Regions from separate parts of the Mus musculus genome. Here region 2 is linked to region 1. Evidence: chromatin contacts called from ENCODE Hi-C or POLR2A ChIA-PET data. All regions are on one chromosome and are shown on one strand. Each heading gives the region's core, a stretch centred on a gene start or an enhancer-like site at or near the end of the contact. The rest is flanking DNA. Distances are from core to core; before and after follow the strand shown.

Region 1 (6,725 bases), core at 2,415-4,914:
AGGGTCTATGGAGGCTGGTCCCGACACAGTTGGGCTCTTTCTCTAACTTCTAAGGACACAACCGCCTTTGTAGCCCTTCTGGGGCAAAGGGAGAGACCCCAAGAGTAGAGAGGAGCTAGCAATGTCCACTGATGGGCAGGACTACAGAGTCAGGACCTGATCCAGTGCGTGAGGGCAGTGCACTGGTGGCTTCTCAGAGGCCTTTCCCTAGACCACTGCCCCATTTTGGCCTCACCTCCCCCCCCCCCATGACCAGACCCCATTGGAGCCCCCCCCCCCTGCCAGGCTACATGTCTTTGGGCTATGGAACCCAGAGATAAGAACAGGGTGAGTACAGCTGCAGCCACAGGAGCTGGACAGCAGGGGTAGGTGCTGAGACTACTTGGGGCTCTTACTTTCTGTTCTGAGGCACAGGAGTACCACTTCTGGAACACCAGCCTGGAACCCCCAGGGGTGCTCTTTGGGGCCTGCCCACCTCCCTGTCAACAGCTTTCCACCTTCTCCTGCCCTCTGGGGGCAGTCAGTCTGATGAGGCTGAGCAGACAAGTTCCTGGATCCTCTGTTCCCACCTCTGCAGGCCTAGAAGGTGCTGTCCACCTGTCACCTGTCAAGGTGATCACACACCCAGGGGTGCCACCATTTGAACAAACAGATGCTGGGTTATCTCAGACCTCTGAAAGGCCTGTTCACTCCAAGGGTTGCCTGAAATTCTACTCTTGAGGCTCAAAATCAAAGTCACCTGGGGTCTAGAGCTTAGTGTCTCCCACTGTCCATGCCACTCCAATTCTGGGAGTGAGCAACTCTTGTCTGGCATTGGCTTCTGGCCAGACAGACCTACAGATGAACAGACAAACAGTGATCCTTCACCTCCCCAAAGAGGAGGGCACTGCCCACTCAGCTGACCCATCTCTACACTGCGGTCCTGACCCCAAGCCATGTCACCTCTGGAGCCACTTTCAAAGGATCACAGCTCTGTGCCACTCCCCTTACAGATGCCAAGAACACAAGAACCAAGACCCAGGCACTGTCTGCCACATCTCAGTCACTGTAGCAGCAGCTGACTCCACACTCTGCTCGTGGCCTCCTGATCTCATCTGTGTGTCCCCTTAAGTCTCCTGGTGTCCTCTAGTATCCACAACGAGCTGTCTAGCTACCTGAATCTCTGCCTGCCCCCTTCTCTGCAGAGCAGACACCTGGGACTGATCCCTGGCCCAAAGCTTGAGAGACCCTTGCTCACAGCTCCGCACTGCCCAGCATCTCACAGAAGGAAGTTACGCTGACTTTCCCTCAGCAGCCAGGGAAGGGGTGAGAGGGAGTAAGGGGCAGTAGAAGCTGCGAAGGGAAGAGATATCTTAGCTTCAGGAAAGGACCTAAAGGTCAGGGTTGCAGGGCTACCTGGGGAATTGTGCTGTCTGGGACAGCGCTGAGGAGAGAACACAGAAAGAGATACTAAAGTAGGGGACCAGCATTGTATGGCCATGTGGCCACAGAGGCCTTGCCATGCCCGGGCACCAGTAGCCCCTACCCTAGGTGCACCTTTTGTAAGGCCACTCCAATGTGGGCTCCCCTGCTAACCCTCCCTTCCCAGCTTCACTCAAGCCTTAGCCTCTTCCTCGTGGGGCTGGGAGTCCAGAAGAGGACATATAAGGACTTCCTGGCTACTTGTCTCTGGGACCCTCTAGCCCAACCCCCTGTTCTGGCCTCAGTGCCAGTGTACCAGAGATTCTCAACAGAGACCCTCTCCATTCTGCCCCACCCCTCTCAGTGTTCCTGCCTCCCTGAGCCAGCCCCTCGCTACACTCCATGAGGAGCTGGCCATTCAGGGACATTATCTGTGGCTCTTCTCAGCTCTTCAGCCCCATTTTATAAGTATCAAACCCTCTCAGTCAGATACCAGTAAGAATGGGGATGCTCGTGGGACAGTGGATGATTCAGAGAGTGTCTCCCACCAAGACATCCCATATCAGCCCAGGGAAGCCTGGCTGTGACACAACAGGTGGAGGCCAAACAGCTCACGGGCCTCCTGGAAGGCTCAGTGGGAAGGCTCTTGGCTGCACAGCTTAAATCTGGTCCCAGCTCAACCCTCTGAGCTCAGCTTGGGTTTCAGCTTGGAGGGATGCCAAGCTGAGCACAGGGCCTCAACCAGTATCCTGAATACTGTTCCTAACCAGTGAGAGCTACACAGGGGCTAGGGTTCTACCTAGTGAGTCACCTCAAGGGGGAACTGGGAGCAACTGACACAGCTTTGAGACCTGTGCTCTGAATGTCCACCTCCCTCTCTTACATGCGAGCACTCGCACACACATACATACACACACGCACACGCACATGCACACACACGTTGCAGTCTGCCTAGTAGACACCTCCTTCTCACAGGGGTGGCTGGCCCTGAGTTAAATGTGACCCCACAGAGCCTCTGCTCCCAGGGGACTCCAAGAAGCTGCTAGCAAACCTCTTACCCTTGCACTAGAACTTGGAGGAGGGTGTGGGGCTCAGGCATGATCTTCAACACCACACAATGGGGACACTGTCTCTGAGCTGCAGCATTAGAACACTGTATTAGAACGGGACGGCAAGGATCTGTTCGCCAGGCACCAAGCCCTCATTTTGCTCTTTGGGGGTACTAGGCAGAGCTTGGCTAGCTGATGAACCACCCCACTTGAGTAGATTTCTTCAGGGTTGACCCCTAACAGGGAGACCCCAGATATGGGGAAGGGCTAGACGAGGTGGGGGCCAGAAGCTAACTGAAGGATGCTGGGCCTTCCTTTAGGTCTGATGACAGCCCCTGCCCAGAACTCAGGCCGGTCCAGCTCAACCTGAAGCCAGAGTGAACTGACAGCTCTGGTCCACTTCTGGGATCAGCATCTCACCGGAGAACACCCTCATCCATCAAAAGGGAGTCACCAGGGAGGCATGGAGCCAGGGGCAGGACTATCCTGTCATTCCCAGTGGGCGGGCACACAGCACAGACCGCTCGATCACCTGTGAACCTGCCTGGAAGGCAAATGCCTTTGTAGGGAAGCACACACCCACTTGCCTGGCTCAGGCCCAGCTCCTTCTGGCCTAGGGCTGGGGATAGCTAGTGAAGGCAGGGCCCCATCATGACAGCCTGGGTCGTGGCCATGCTACACCAACACCGGGTCACGGCAGTGTCAGGCTTGAGAAGAGAACTCCAGATAACGAAGACTGGCATCCATGCTACTCAGGGTCCCGCAGAGCCGGGTGGTGGAGTGCCCGCCCCGTAAGCCCTTTTGGCATCAGGACAGGGTTGCAGGCAGAACCCAGTCCCAACCCCTCTACCGCGAAACTGATCTTTGGGCCCTGGGCCCCGCGCCCCCACCGCTCCCTACGCAGATCCAGGGAGGCGCGTCCCCGGCCACGTTGCGCGTCGCCGCAGCAGCCTTTGTTCTGGGCCGGCAGCCTCCCGCCCGCGTCTGCCGCTCAGGTCCCCGTTCCCATCCCGGTCCTTGAACTACCTGGAGTAGAGGCGCCTGGAGGCCGGGCCCGGGAGCTCCTCGGCCACGGGCGGGGCCGGGCTCGCCATGAGTCGGGGACGCGCCGAGCAGGAGCACCGCCCCGCTCTGCGGCCGTCCGCCTGCCGATCTGCCCGCCTGTCCGCGCGTCCGTCCGCCTGTCCGCGCGTCCGCGGGAGACGCCGAGGAAGTGATGTGCTGGGGTGCCGCCGCCCCTCCCGCCAGAGCTGTGATGTCACCGCCGCCAGGCGGAGGGAGGGTGGGGAGGGGCAGGCGCCCACCGGCCACCACTGCGGCGGTCCCGCCTACCGTGGGGTGGGCGGGGCTCTGTCTTTGAGGTCCAGTGCAAGGAGAGTCCTGCTCTAGTGTGGACAATGCTGTGTTTCCTTTTCTTTGGGGGGGAAGCCCTGCTAAGCCTGGAGTTTAGTGCTTTTTCTTACACACACACACACACACACACACACACACACACACACACACACACACGAGAGTTTGCTGTCACACACACATCCTGTTCCTTTCCTGTCACCTCTTGTGGGGTACAGGCCATGCAGATGCTCCTGGGGCTAAGGAGAAAACAGGTCTTCCTAGATGGAGTCAGGGTGGGAGGATGCTGTCCAGCCCTAGGCAAGTCTCTACCTTCCTAGGGCTTTCACCACCAGATTTCATGTTGAATTTCATCTGTGAAATGCAAGCGTTTGGAAAACATACTGGAAGAACACCAGGAGCCCACGTGGGAGGCTGGCCGTTGCTCATTCATCTGCCTACCCTCCTCTGAGTTCTCCCAGGACCCTGAGGATCTGAACCTCGGAGTGATCTTTCTTCATCCAACTTGAGTAGCCTTGGAGCCTTCACCTCAGCCAACCCCCAGCCAGCCACAGGGCACCATCTGGACAGCCAGTTCCATTGGGACTCACCCAGGTCTCTGCTCTTCTCTCCAGGCCACTCTAAATCTTCTTGAAAACGTAGCTGTGACCCTCAGTGGAACAGGAACATGTCAGGGTGCAGACTATGGCAGTGTCCTTGGCAGTTTTTCTGCACCCCTGGACCCTGGTCTGAAGAGGGACACCATGCCAAGGTCACCCCAGACAGACCCTGCAGACGCAGCCCACAGTACAGTGGCTTCAGGCGGAGAAAAATGGCAACAAAAACAAACACAAGATAAAACTGGGCTGTTGGCCCTGAGCTAGTTTGTTTTCCTAGGAAGGAGCAGGAGCGAGCAATGAGAACCATCTGTGCCTGGGGCGAGGCGCAAGCTTGCTGCTGTCCCCACACCTCCCCCTAAGACCACAGGAGCCAGGGCTTGCTCTCTCTTGGCTAAGGCAGAGTGTGTGTTATGGCTGGCCAGGCACCACCCACGTTTGCTGAAGTCTCGGGCCTGGTCCCTAGCAGACCCTGGCTCTGGAATGCAGGCGCTTCCTGGTTGCCTTCAAAGGATACAACATACACATGGAGGCTGCTATGACCCACTTGGTGTCAGACTGGGCTTAGATTCCCAGGCCTTGGTTTTAGGAGGCCCTTAGAGACATACTGCAGCAATACAAGCCCCTGCGGGCCCCCAGCTTTGCCAAGGACCAAACCAATGAGCCCCATATGTGATGTTACAGGGTTCTGTTGTTAGGCCCACAACATTCTACTGGGGACAAATTTGCTTCTTCCTTGAGTCAGGAAGAGGGCCACAGGTTGCGAGTCAGCTCTGAAGCAAGCTGTCTGAGGATTCAGTTTCTGTGTTAGAAAGACATGAACTGCCGGGCATGGTGGTGCACGCCTTTAATCCCAGCACTTGGGAGGCAGAGGCAGGCAGATTTCTGAGTTCAAGGCCAGCCTTGTCTACAAAGTGAGTTCCAGGACAGCCAGGGCTATACAGAGAAACTCTGTCTTGAAAAACCAAAAAAAAAAAAAAAAGACACGAACTTCAAAACTATCTCTGTCCCTACTGCTTTCTCCAAGCTTCTGTTCTGTCACCCACAAAGGGTCTATGAGGATGAGGCCTGTGTCGTGCTTATGGTTCCTGGCATACAATGAGTACCTCTGGCATCAGAGGACTATTACAATTGTATTTGATCCTGGGGAACCCTACAGTCACTCCTGGCACACACTCTACCACACAGCCAGGGTAGCTTCTGCCATCACAGGCCTCTTTAGGTGGAATGTAGTAAGAGTAGGCATGGAGAAGCAGGCCCAACATTGGGGACACTTGTGGGAAAGGGCAAGATGGGCCTAGAAGAAGAGGGACCCTTGGGATATCAACCCACATCTCTGTGGGCCTCCTGCTAGCTCTGAACACACACACACACACACACACACACACACACACACATATGAACACACAGACACACACACAGAAGGAGAGGGAGAGGGAGAAGGGAGGGGCAGAGAGAGAGAGACTCGGTTCAGCCTTCGAAGGAGCTCCCCCCCCTCCCGCCCCCCGTGTATACAGCGAGGACCTGGTTATCCTCTACCTATAAAGTCTCTGCAGCAGCTGAATGGTGGTTTTCTCCCTATGGAACATTTGAGAGAAGAAGATTCTTTTCCATGTGGGAATAACCCCTAGCTATGTTACTGATACTGGGGAAGAGTGGAAGACAGGTGACTTCATCACCGCCCCATGTCAGGTGAGTGAGGGCCAAGGAGTTCATGTCAGCTCCAGTCATCTTCACACCACATTACCAGGTGACTTCCTGCAGTCACCGACTTGTGCCTGCTGTGGTCACTTGATGGTCTGTGGCATGCACAAGGTGGCAGTAGTGACTCATTCCAGGTCATCTCCCTGGGTGTGGGAACACAAGGCAAAAGTTTCACAGGCCTAAACTTCACCTTGCCCTGGACCTATAACCCTGGGTCAGGAGTGGATTAGAATACCCCTGTGATGGGTGTCTAGACCCTGCCTTCTACCTGATGCCTCCTAGGGCTCCTCTCCCAGTAGAGCTGATTCTGTCTGGCTTTGGGGGTGGGGGTGGCTATAAACATCCTAAAGACCGTTGTCTATGGTGTCAATCCACACCTGAGGACAAGGGCACCTGGCTAGCCTGTCCCTGTGCCAAGAATTCCAAACTGTTGTGAAAGAGAGACAGGAAGACAGACAGGAAAGAGAGGGGAGGGGATAGAGCCAGATAGACCTGTAAGGAACTGTACTCAGTTTTACCCTGGTCTCTTAAATAAGTTCACTGGTTTGAAGAAAGACTTGCTTCTGTTTCTTCTTCTCCTTCTTTTGTTTGTTTTGGTTTTTTTGTTTTGTTTTGTTTTTTTGTC
Region 2 (6,725 bases), core at 3,002-5,501, 74 kb before region 1:
TGCCCATCAAGATAAACTCCTTTGTGATGATTTCTACCATTTCTCGAACCTACAAAAGAACATAAGATGAGGGTGTGAGCTGCAGCCCTGGCCTGCTGACCCCTCAAGTGCACCCCTGCTCCCCACCCAGAGCTCTGGTACACTGAAGTGGGCGAGACAGACAGGGGTGCTGTCCTCACTTGTCTTGGGTCTGCGCTGGCATGAATGCACAGGAGGCCTGTATCTTCATAGCTGTGGTGGTAGGAGGTTGCATTGTACATCCAGTGGTGCCTGTGAAGGGGGGACATATGGTGTCCAGTGAAGGTGACAGGAAACCTGGAAGGTGTCAGCACAGTCAATGCTCTCAGCAGCCTAGTACCCACCGATTGAGCACATTGAGGTAGAGCCTGGAGAACATGCCTTTGCCAGGCCCTCCAGCTGAGAAGGAGCCCCCTCCTCCCATCATCATATTCAGCACAGCAAAGGGGATGAAGTCGTCCTCCTATGGAATGCAGAACCATACCAGTCAGTGTCAGTCGGCCATAGTTGCTTGACCCCACTGGTGCACCCGACCTATACCTGGACTCACCAGGAAGGAACAGCTCTCCAGTCCCACCATGATGTGTGTGAGCTCTGGAATTGGGGTTGGGCCAAGGCTGACATTTGACATGTCTCTTTCCACCTGTAAACAACCAGACACATGTCAATAAAGCCAGCAAACATCTACTACAAAAACAGCCACACTCAATCAGACACCAGGTGACCTCAGCCCTGTCACCTCTTGCTTTGAACAGGGGATGTGTTCATACTGTCATAGTGCTGGATTGTACACTAAGGAGAAGCATAAACACATTCATCAACACACCCAGAGAATACATGGCACAAGTCCTGAGACTTTTCCTGCCAAGTTACCTTGATGATCCCCCCAGTGTACTGTGCCACTGATCTGTCAACGTCCACCGTTCCAGGGGCTCCCCAGGCAGGCTCGGCTCCCACGAGGTACTTTCTGGCACATTCTACTAGGTGCTCATGCTCCACGCCCACCCCAGCAAGCACCATGCGGTCAGGGGTGTAGTAGTTCTTTAGGTAGGAGTGCAGCACTTCCCGATCGATCTTCGCTATGTTCTCTACAGGGCAGAACCGGTGCAGACCCACTGTGTTCTCCCTAAAAGCAGCCTGCAGCAGGCAGGAGGAGAACAAACCCAAGGGAGAAAAACAATCAGGTCCCCGCCTCGGCCTATGACCACATCTGCCACAAAAAGACTGGGCAGTATCTCCAGTTTGGCTCCGTGTCTGGAAGCAGCAAGTTTACCCCAAAGAGAAGATTTGAAAAACACAAGAAGAGCCACACAGATGGAATGGTAATGACTGTGGTACCCTAAGTGGGAACAGCTACCACTGCAGACATGGCAGGCTCAGAAGAATACAGCTATGAGAGCTCGCTCATGTGCCCACAATCTTAGCACACAGGAAGCCAAGGCAGGGAGGTTATGAATTCAACACCAAATCTGAACCAAAAGCAACTATCACAAAAACAAAACAAAAACAAAAAACCCCAGGAAGCTAAGCCTGTTCTGTGACCCTAACCACCCGCAAGGCCAACAGCAGGGAGAGGTTTTACTTCATGAATCATCTCGGTGAGCAGTGGCTCTGGGTCAGGTCTCATGTTCAGGTCCTCTAGTTCAAACTGCACAGCCATCCTCGTCATCTCAATTTCTTCATCTGCAAGAGTCCAGACAAGGGTTTGGCCTGAACCAGCAAGGAAGAAGACAGCACTGACCTGAGCAGCCGGGCCTGGCTAGGTGCTTGCTATCGTGCTAGCAAAAGCTCTGGAGCACCTGCAAGGGAGGAGGCCAGATGAAAATTAGGGCCCCCGGCCTCTTGTCTTTTTCTGTTCTGCAGACCTTTGGACCTGCTCCAAGCTCTGCTGCTTCACCTGCTGTCTGTTCCAAAACACACCTGTGAGGACACAAGGTGGCTGTGGTAACACTTAGGAACCAGACACCCCCTGAGTCAGGGCTCCATTCCTCCGCTGGAGACATGCGGCCAGGCTGCTGTGAAACTGGGCAAAAAGCAGCTGGCAGGGCTAGCTGCTGCGCCCTCTCCCATCCTAACAGGACTCAAAGACTCGGAGGATAAAGGAGACCAGGCAAGAGAAACTTCTGTAGGCATGGCATTCATGCTTACACACGGGATGAGGGACATTTCTGAGCAGAACTTTAGTAAACCCTTTAAGGTCTCGTTTAGATATATTAAAGGATGAAACATTGTGTAGAACACTGCAGGCTTGTTTCAGCACTGGCACTCTCCAATGATTGGCACATGAGTGCCCGGCTCTAACAGTGCCTCCCCACAGGAAGTTATAGCCCTTCCAAAGCTCCTCCTGACCACCCAGCCTCAGAGCCACACCTGTCAGTCGGGGGTGCAGAACCACATCAGCCAACAGATCCACCACAGTGTCCAAGCCTTTGCTGTCAGCAGACACAGCATACATGGTGGTGTCTCTGAAAGGAAATAAGCCACAATAGCAGGTGCATGGTTTACACCAGATAACAACTCAGTCACTGAGGCCCTTCATGCCAGCAAAGACACTACCACTACCTCTTTCTTGGGTGTGAAGGCCTTCTGGGAGCCACAACTGCCCACAGTGAAGCTCTCCATGAGATACTTTGGAACCAGAGGAAACTGGTTCTCCTCTCTTCACAGAGGAAGTCTCTCACTCAGGGCTTCCTAGGCCTGGACAAATAACCAGCTGGTCTAAATGAAGACTGGTTTCACATGGACACATGCCCAGCTTCAGATAGCCAGCAGCAGCCTGCCTGTTTAGCTTAGCATTCTTCCCAGGTAAAGGCCTGGACAATTAAAGGTCAAAGGATGTCAGAGAAGAAACTAGTATGGAATGCTTTCTGTCCCCAACATCAGGCATGCTGTGGATTTTCAGAGAGACTCTAAGAGACTCTGACCAAGGATGAGGAGGACATGATGAGGAGGACAGATGGACATGAAATACCTTGAGGTCTGGCAGTCACAGATACCACCATGTTTTTCCAGCGTAAGCAGGATTTCGTCTTTGCTGTCAAATCGAGCAGTGGACTATAAAAATAATTAAGCTTAAGTAAATAACCCAAAATCCATTAAGTGTACATTTGCTTTCAAACACACAAAATCATGTCAGAAGTCTTTTGTGAGCACCAACTTCATATTCAGATCCTTAACTAATACAAGTTCTTAAAAAGGAAAACTGAAAACTTATAAAAATTACAAATTAGACACTGACCGAAAATGCCAATTTTTCCAAAAAATGAGCTATTCCACTAAGATATTTCGCTTCATATCGTGATCCTGAATTAATAAGAACTGGTAATAAAAAGAAAATGGACAGGTTAAGCCAAATATTCAAAACATTTAATCAACAGAAAGTTTTCAAAACAATGGCCAATAGAACTTACTTCCTACGGTACAGAATTGTCCAAACTTATTTTGAGATGCCACACGAAGCCCATTGTCCAGAGTGGTAACTTTGGTTTCAAACTTTTCCTGTCCATCAACTGTTGCAAAAATAGGCTTGGGTACTCCAGGCAAGGGAGAAGAGAGGGGGATGTTGGGGTAGGTGGCACCACTGCTGAACCGTCTGTGTGCAGGAGATCCAAACCTACAGCAGAGCAGCAAAATATTTAGTCTTATTTTATGTCACGGATGTATGTTCATCACAGGCATGCCCGTTGTCCATGGAGGTCAGAAGAGGGCTTTGGATCCCCTGGATAGTGGAGTTATAGATAGATGGTTGTGAGCCACCAAATGGGCGCTGGTAGCCAAACCCAGGGGAAGCAGTCAGTAGGCCTAACTACTGAGCCATCTCTTCGACCCCGGTCTTTGGGGCTTCACTGTCCACTCTGATCAGCAGGCTGCGTGAGAAACGAGTTCCTGTGCATATGGGCCTGGGCAAGCCCGGCCCCTCAGGGCTTCGCTTTGGTCTAAAGGCTCCAGCCGAGGGACTCTGCCGACCACTCCCAACCAGGTTCCAGTCCCCAGCTCCTTCTCCAGGCCCAAGGCGCCTGTGCTCTGATCCAGAGGCCCATTCTTCTCTTCCAGTTCCCCCCGGTACCAACTCCCCCGAGTCCTCCCTTCCTCGCACCGAGACAGGCCTCGGCTCACCTGGGCCGCGCGCACAGCACCGCAGATCCCCGAAGCAGCCGCGCAGCCGCCCACACTGCCGTCGCCATCGCGCCGCCGCGCTTCTGCGGTCACTTCCGCTTCCGACCCCGCCCCGCGGCGTTCGGCGCTGGCTTCCGGCCCGCCGAGCCGGATGAGGCAGGGGCCGGCGACTGCCTTGCGGGCCATGGGGCCGCGGCCGGGTTAGGGCGCGGCGATGTCGGGCTACGCGCGGCGGCAGGGCGCGCCCCCTCTATCGCGGACGCGGAGCCTTGTGGTTCCCGACGGTGAGCGGCGCGCGGCTGGGGCAGGGCCGGGGGGCGCGGGCGGCGGCGGCCCGCGGTGAAGCCGCTCTCGTTGTCGCTTACAGCTCCTGCGTTCTATGAGCGCCGGTCTTGTCTCCCCCAGCTAGACTGTGAGCGCCCCCATGGCGGGGACCTGCACCCCCATCTCTTCGGCTTTCGGCCGACGTTTATGTGCTATGTGCCCAGCCCGGTGCTGGCTTCGGTAGGAGACACAGGTGAGAGTCGGTCGGGGCGCCGGCCACAGTGCGGAGCTGGGCAGCGCGGGGAGCCCTCCCCACAGCCCGCCCGCCCGCCTCAAGGCAGGAAGGTAGTGCCTGGTGGAGCTCGGAGGCCACTTAAGCCCACCGGCTTGGGCAAGGCCAGGGGCTGGACCTAGCGGGTCTGCGTTCCACCTGCAGCTGCTCTTAGAGCGCGCAGGGATGTGTAGTTTACCGCATCCAGCCTCAGAAGACAGCTTTCTAGTCCCAGACTCAGTGGGAGTCAGGCGTCTGCGGTCTTCACCTCCCTGGACAAACGCTGCAGTCATAAGGCTTGCTGTGATCACGGTGAGCTGACCATGTCTTTTTGCAGGTTTTGGCTATGGAAAGGGGAAATGTACTAACCAAGGTCCTTCGGGAGCCCCTGAGACGCGCTTTGGAGGTAGAGTAGCTCAGTGGGTCTTCTTTCCCTCTTAGACTCAGTGCCTGGCAGGGGTCTGGCCATGGGCTTTCAGGATGACAGGGTTTAAGGGGTATATACCTGGAGCCCAAAAGAGCAGTGGAGCCGGGCAGTGGTGGCGCACGCCTTTAATCCCAGCACTTGGGAGGCAGAGGTAGGCGGATTTCTGAGTTCGAGGTCAGCCTGGTCTACAGAGTGAGTTCCAGGACAGCCAGGGCTACACAGAGAAACCCTGTCTTGAAAAACCAAGAAAAAGAAAAAAGCGACATAAGATGTAGGTGTTATGAGACCCACATAAGCAACTGAGTCTGATAGGTGTGGAGGTAGAGGCTGGTCAACTAGGGTAGTTGGAGAGAAGGTCAGAGGAAGGGATGGCATAGAGCAGTTCCTGAGATGCACTGTGGCATCTCAGCAGCTTTGAATCGCCTACAGTAGCCTTCAGCCCACTGTGTTGTGTGTTTGTGTGTGCGCACAGGGGGTAGTATGTGTAGGGGGGTGGAGTGAAGTCAGCCTCAGCAACCTACAGGCTTTACTGGGGAACTGGGCATATGACTCAGAGGTAGATCAGTTACCTGAATGTGGGTGGACCCCTGGACTTGACCTTTGTTTGGCACAGCATTTTTTGTTTCTTTTAAAGTGGCAAGGGTTGTCTCAAGGAGGCCAAAGGGTGAGAGCCTGCATATTCTCTAACCTCTTTGGCAGCTCTCATGTTCTGTAATGTTCTTTGAGTTACAGTTGAAACGTGATGGTAACACAGGATGTTGGGCCCTTTCACAGTCTTCTGTGGTGTTCGTTTTTTCAGGTGACAAACTTGAAGACCTTGAAGAAGCCAATCCATTCTCCTTCAAAGAGTTTTTGAAAACCAAGAACCTCAGCCTGTCAAAAGAAGACACGACCACCAGCCGAATTTACCCAAAGGTACATCTGGGAAGCTGTCAGTGGTTGCCTTAAAGGACATCTCTTGTACCTTACAGCTTTGGAGGCAGACACTTGAGTGTGGGGAGCAAAGCAGGACAGATATGGCTGCTGACAGAGAGACTGTGTATGGGTGGAACAGCTGCTTGGCCCCCTTTTGGTAGATGAGATGGGCCTTCTTTGTGGGAGCATAGAGAAGGCTGAGCATTGGCTTCCAGTCTGCAGTGTTTCTCTCCACTGTTTTTAGGAAGCCTCAAGGCACCCACTGGGACTAGAGCACAGCTCCCCTGCCTCCCAGCTCATGGGATATGGCCTGGAATCTCAGCAGCCATTTTTTGAAGACCCAACAAGAGCCAGCAACCTAGAGGAGGATGAAGATGATGGATGGAATATAACCTACTTGCCATCTGCCGTGGATCAGACTCATTCCTCTAGAGACACACAGGACTCACCGCCCTGTGACACCTACCTTTCCTTTTTCTCCAACTCGTCAGAGCTGGCATGTCCCGAGTCTTTGCCCCCATGGACGCTGAGTGACACCGACTCCAGGATCTCCCCAGCGTCTCCAGCTGGGAGTCCTAATGCAGACTTTGCAGCTCATGAAGAATCCCTAGGGGACAGACACCTGCGGACGCTGCAGATAAGTTATGAAGCAGTAAGTGAGGGCAGTGTGGCACCCAACACAGCTGAGCTGTGTTGTGGAGAGGAGCTGCAGTC

The links. A loop is a pair of places that touch in the nucleus more often than their neighbours do. ChIA-PET counts read pairs that join two places held with the same protein, here RNA polymerase II (POLR2A).
Region 2: a map of left cerebral cortex shows a loop between it and region 1 (2.1-fold over the local background). The contact joins the promoter of Entr1 here to the promoter of Gpsm1 in region 1. A Hi-C loop is called at or near these places in 1 of 37 maps with a recorded cell type or tissue (left cerebral cortex). POLR2A ChIA-PET finds 5 or more read pairs at or near these places in 4 of 5 experiments (Patski and embryonic stem cell).

What each region holds. Positions count from the first base shown.
Region 1 is chr2:26,312,472-26,319,196 of GRCm38, reverse strand. It overlaps Gpsm1 (G-protein signalling modulator 1 (AGS3-like, C. elegans)), which reads right to left and starts at 3,664. Exons shown (of 14, transcript NM_153410.5): 1 at 3,477-3,664. The coding sequence starts at 3,544. It overlaps Gm52505 (a long non-coding RNA gene), which reads left to right. Exons shown (of 2, transcript XR_003953775.1): 2 at 2,771-3,848.
Region 2 is chr2:26,386,842-26,393,566 of GRCm38, reverse strand. It overlaps Entr1 (endosome associated trafficking regulator 1), which reads left to right and starts at 4,251. Exons shown (of 10, transcript NM_026563.3): 1 at 4,251-4,418; 2 at 4,502-4,651; 3 at 5,007-5,075; 4 at 5,896-6,011; 5 at 6,256-6,663. The coding sequence starts at 4,349. Pmpca (peptidase (mitochondrial processing) alpha) reads right to left here and starts at 4,219. Exons shown (of 13, transcript NM_173180.3): 1 at 4,135-4,219; 2 at 3,429-3,631; 3 at 3,257-3,336; 4 at 2,990-3,072; 5 at 2,389-2,483; 6 at 1,601-1,701; 7 at 892-1,155; 8 at 569-661; 9 at 363-481; 10 at 180-270; 11 at 1-49. The coding sequence starts at 4,202.